2 separate regions of the Mus musculus genome follow, and region 2 is linked to region 1. The links are chromatin loops, found by intact Hi-C in ENCODE. Cell type or tissue: left cerebral cortex. All regions are shown on one strand. Region 1 overlaps Cacng2 (calcium channel, voltage-dependent, gamma subunit 2). Region 2 has its middle 9.0 kb from the start of Eif3d.

Region 1 (2,500 bases):
GGGAGAAATGGACCAAGTACGGGAGAAGAGAAGAGTACCTCTTTCATCCTCAGGCCTATCACAGGCTAGTGGACAAATGAGTCCTGGGACCCCAACCAGTAATGGCATGGGAACTGAACTTCCCCATAGGTGCCAGTCCCCAAAAGCTCCCAGTTGTCACCTCAGGGCTATTCTATGTCTCTTAGAGGTCACCTAGGGCAATTGACACAAAACGAATTTCCACTTTTAAAAGAATCTCAGAAAATAGGTCATTCTGCTTCTGTCGGAACAGCGTCTGAATCATTCTAGCAACGAGTGTCTCTCCCGTGGGTTTCTAATTGCAGAAGCTCCATAGCCCACCTCTGCACACGACTACACAGTGCAGCGTGCTCTGCAAGAAAGAGCTGCCTTCCGCTACTCTGCTTCCTCATTTAAAAAGAAGAAGAAGAAGACATATGGGAAATAGATCTAATTGATACCAACTCCTGGGAGCATCTGAGCCACAGCTCTTTTGTATCTCAGACCCTGGACAGAAGCTGGTACAGCCGCTGTCGTGTACACATTGAAGTTCTCACTGTTCCTTGTCTCTCCCAAAATGCACAGAGCTAGAAGTAGAGAAACACTCCACCAGCCGGGTTCCCTATAAAGAAGTGGGTCACTCACAGAACAGGCCAGCTGTAGCCTGTTGGTCTGTTTTTCTGATTGTCCTCAAGGCTGGTAGAGGGACAGGTACAGAGTTTGGGGGCTGCACAGTCACAAGGACAATACCCATGTGACCAGAAAGAGCTACTCTAGACTCTAGCAAGGAGGCTGCTTTTTCAGACATTTTGATCATGAGACCATCCCTACTATTGGCCAAGATTCTGCTAGCTACCTAGTCAGGAAAAGTGTGTGGAACCCAGTGGGTCATCTTCCCTATGAGGGATAAGGCTACCCTGACATGTCCTATATAGCACTCCTATACAGACACTTTGGGCTGGGCTTTGCCTTGCTCTCTCCTGCCTCACATTGCTTTGCAGGAAGTGCAAACCCTACTCAGGAGTAGGTAGAACAGTACTGACTCCTGTGTGCCAACCCAGCATCCTGCACCTCCCAGCTGGGAAGCAGCTCAGGCACCTACCCACCTCTACACCCACCTTCCTGAGGTTCTCACCACCCCGCCACACTTTATCAATCACTCTTCCTGCCACCCCTACCCAAAATGTCCACAGTGAGAGCTCGTGTCTAAAAAGATAGACACTGACAGCCTCACTCTGATTATGGAAAGCCATCCAGAGCTCCTGTGGTTTTGAGTTTGTGTCCAGCTCTCTTACAGGCCAACAAAAAAGCCATCCTGACCTTGGGCTGCCCTCTTCACTATTTCCTACACCCAAACTGATGCCATGATGAACCACCTATTAGCTTCTCCAACCAGGTTCACAACTCCAATAGCCCAGTCCTTCTTACCTTCCTGCTGAGCTGCACAGAGAGTTGGCCAACTGGTCTACCTCCCACCCTGGCCCTCTTCCAGACCATTCTTAATATCTTACTAGGATCAATATACATACATAATCTGTCTTCATCTTATCTATCTCATCCTGTCAAACCCTATCCTCTGTCCCCAGACTCACTGCTACCTCCTGACCCTCATAGACAACAAACTTTCCCCTACCTAAAAATGCTCACTAGTGCTGATCTCCTCTGGGATATTCTTTCCAAGAATACTATACCACTGATTCAGAGAGCATCAACCCTCTGAGTTGACTTCCAAGCCTTCTCCATGCCTTCATTCACATATTTTTTTATGGTCTCAGTGACACATCCCTATTAGAACATATGCTTCAGGAACTATCTACTCTGAAGCCAGAGCCATGGTCTTCACCATGCCCTCTTATCCCAGGAAAACAATGGAGCTTGGGTTCTAGAAGCTGTAGGAACTTAGTGAATGTGGTAAATAAAGGAAGGGTACCCATCTGACTTGTGTGCTCCCTGTGGCCTGGCCCCTATCTAACTCTTCCATGTCCGCAGCTCTGACAGTCATCAGCTCATCTATATACAACACACACATGTATGAGGAACAAGTAGCTGCCTCTCTACCTCCTACATTGATGCCTAGCACTTACTTCTATCTCTGGCTTGACAATCTATATTATTTCAATGGTCCCTCTTCCATGCTCTAAGCAACTATTGCTAGCCCAGTAACAGCATCAGGCAACTGCTGTATTGATGGATATAGGTGCATGGATGGATGGATGGATGAGAGATCAATGTTAAATGAGTGAGTGGGTAGGCAGACAGAAGGGTGGATGGACAAATATATTGAAAGAATGAAAAATAGATGGATAGACATATGAACAGATGGATGGATGGATGGATGGATGGATGGATGGATGGATGGATGGATGGACAGTTAGATTAATAATACATTCCTTGATAGGGCCTAAAGCTTTATGTATCCATTAGTTGTTAAAAATAGACCTGAGTTACTCCAATTCTCTCAATCAACCCCACATCTGAGAATGGGGACAGGGAGAAGACATGC
Region 2 (2,500 bases), 70 kb after region 1:
CCCACGGCACAGCACTGCAATTTATCTGCCAATCCCCAGAGGACCTCGGGGAGAGCATACAGGAATATGAGAAAGTCAGGGACTGGAGTGATAGGGGGTGGTAGGGACTGCAGCACATTTGTAAGCCCCAGGCCAAGGGACAAGTCCTCTTCAGATATCAGGAATGACTGAGTAGTCTGGCCAGATTTTAAGGGAATCCCTACCAGGAGGTGGTGGTGCACACCTTTAATCCCAGATCTCAGAAAGCAGAGGAAGATGGATCTCTCAGAGACCAGGCCAACCTGGTCTCTGAGAATCTCTGGTCATAGTGAATTCTGGGACAGCCAGGGCTATCTCCAAAAACAAAGAGACAGAGAGACAGAGAGAGAATATACCAAAACCTGATTTATGTGTGAAATACAGAATTTAGATGTAAACTCAAAGTATACTTCATAGCTAGGAACATGGCTTAGCAGTAGAGCATTCGTCTGTCATGCACAAGATCCTGGGTTCAATCCCCGGTACCACAAGATAAACAAGTTTGTAAGATATAAAATGCATTTCACGAAGCACCTCTCAAGTCTCATATCCCTAGCATGAGCTACATCTCAGGGGCTTGAACTAAGTTGTTAGCTGTGGATGACCAGTGATTGCTTTTAGAATCTCTTTTCAAGATTGCGCCCTGGGCAAAGTTCTACCCAGGCTCCAGTCAACCCACTGACCTGGACTCGCTGTCTGAAGAAAAGTCACCATCCTCTGACAAGATGCTCACCCTCTCCCTGAGAGAGGAGCATTCCAATTTCTTGCGTTCTACAGACAAGGTTCTGAGGACCTTATAGTTTGCCCAAGGTCACGTGGTTACTGAAACCTGGGTCCAAACTCAGTCTGAGCCCCTCACACGTGTAAGAAGAAGATCCTCAAGTAAGGTCTTGCAGTCACTTGGCCTTCATGATTAGGCTCTGCACAAATCTGTCAGGAGAGTCGGAACCAGGTTACACACCACAGCAGAGATGAGTCTAGGCTTGTGCTGCTCAAAGCAGGACTAATGCCCAGCGAGGGGGCCTTCTTAACCCGACCCAACACAGCCAGATAAAGCCGACAATGGCTTGCCTTTGGCCTCAGGACCCCGAACCCTGCTTCCAACAGAGAAAAATGTGGGAGGCCTGGTTGTTGCTCATCCCACTGAGACAGTCCAGCTCTGTAAATGAGCTAGATGGTTCTGAAGGAAGTAGGGTTCTATTTTGTCCCCTGTCGTCAGGGCTGAGCATCCTGATATATCTTGGGCATAACAGAGAAGTGGATGGCTCAGCAGTTGGAGAGATGCCCAAAAGGCAGGAAGTGGGGAGGATGGCCCAACAGGTGCCTCTCTATTCTGAGCACGGTCCTGTGATGGGTGAGTGTACATCCAGCTGAAATAAAAAATAACTTTCAATACCCGTCACCGGCGTGGATGGCCAACAGCGTCCCTTTCTCCTGAGGACAAGGACTGCGCTCCAAGGCTTTGCACCCTTTTGCATTGGCAACTTTGACTGCTTTGCTGGGGCAATCCACCCACCCTGAGGCTGAGGCGGGCTGGTGAGCTGAAAGCTTCTCGCAGCCTCCCACGAAAAGAGTAAATGCTGCATGTTTCTGGGCTGTCTGCCTGGGCACTGTGTCCTCAGCCCTGAGTCTTCTGTAAGGACAGAGTAGGGACAGAGTTCTGAACTCAGAAGAGGGACAGGAAAAGTATCCTGAGGGAGACAGGGAAACAGAGTCTCTCCACTGAAGTCCTGGTGGCCTGATTTGCTTCAAAGATTTAAATTCATTTTTAATGTGTGTGTGGGTGTGTAGGAGTGTGTGTGTGTGTGTGTGTGTGTGTGTGTGTGTGTGTGTACACACGCGCGCCGCAGTATGCATGAAGAGGTTAGAGGACAACTTGAGAGGACTCAGTTCTCTCCTTCCACCATGTGGACTTGGGGAATCAAACTCAGGTCATCAGACTTGGCAGCAAGCCCCTTAACCTCCAGAGCCATAGTAGCCAGCCCTAGAGTTGTCAATTCTTTGGATGGCAGAACATTTTCCAGTGGGCTGACCTCATTGCCGATGAACTCTCGGTGAGTCCTGAGAAGAACTCCATAAGTCTTGGGTCTTTTCTTCAGCAAAAAAAAAAAAAAAAATATATATATATATATATATATATAAACATTCACACTGTGTGGGATTTGACATAGATTCTACCTACTATCCACTTTACCCCAGGGGCATAGTCTAATGCTTGCCCAGTCTTGCGAAGAAGTCCTAGCTTCAGAGTTTGGGGACTTTGATGCCGCAAAGGAGTAACACCTCAGTTCTAGTGGCCTGGGCTCAATTTCTAAATCACCGTGACTAGCTGTCCTTGAGCAAGGCCCTCCTCTTAGAGCTTTGGTTTTCTCATCGATTGAAAAACCTACCCCGCAGCCTTAAGAAGAGCAGAGGAGATGTAGGTTGGCTCTCTAGAAGTAGGGCTGCCCACATCAGCAGTCCCAAGACACATCGGTGAGTC

The links. Hi-C counts contacts between places; a loop is a spot of excess contacts. Peaks named below come from ENCODE experiments on the same cell type or tissue, not always from the same donor. Only the 100,000 strongest peaks of a DNase experiment are listed, where the experiment ranks them.
Region 2: it touches region 1 in a loop (5-fold over the local background); 3 of 42 quality-filtered maps call a loop at or near these places.

The regions. Positions count from the first base shown.
Region 1 is chr15:78,048,716-78,051,215 of GRCm38, reverse strand. All of the region lies in intron 1 of Cacng2 (calcium channel, voltage-dependent, gamma subunit 2), which reads left to right. The region is part of intron 3 of Gm46520 (a long non-coding RNA gene); the gene reads right to left. Among named protein-coding and RNA genes, the nearest start is that of Gm46520, 38 kb to the right of the region's middle. In left cerebral cortex, no CTCF peak of the experiment used is centred here; DNase peaks (open chromatin) are centred at 379, 560 and 1,059; H3K27ac peaks cover 1,959 bases.
Region 2 is chr15:77,978,563-77,981,062 of GRCm38, reverse strand. No RefSeq gene overlaps it. Among named protein-coding and RNA genes, the nearest start is that of Eif3d, 9.0 kb to the right of the region's middle. In left cerebral cortex, no CTCF peak of the experiment used is centred here; DNase peaks (open chromatin) are centred at 14, 83, 1,329 and 1,499; H3K27ac peaks cover 1,199 bases.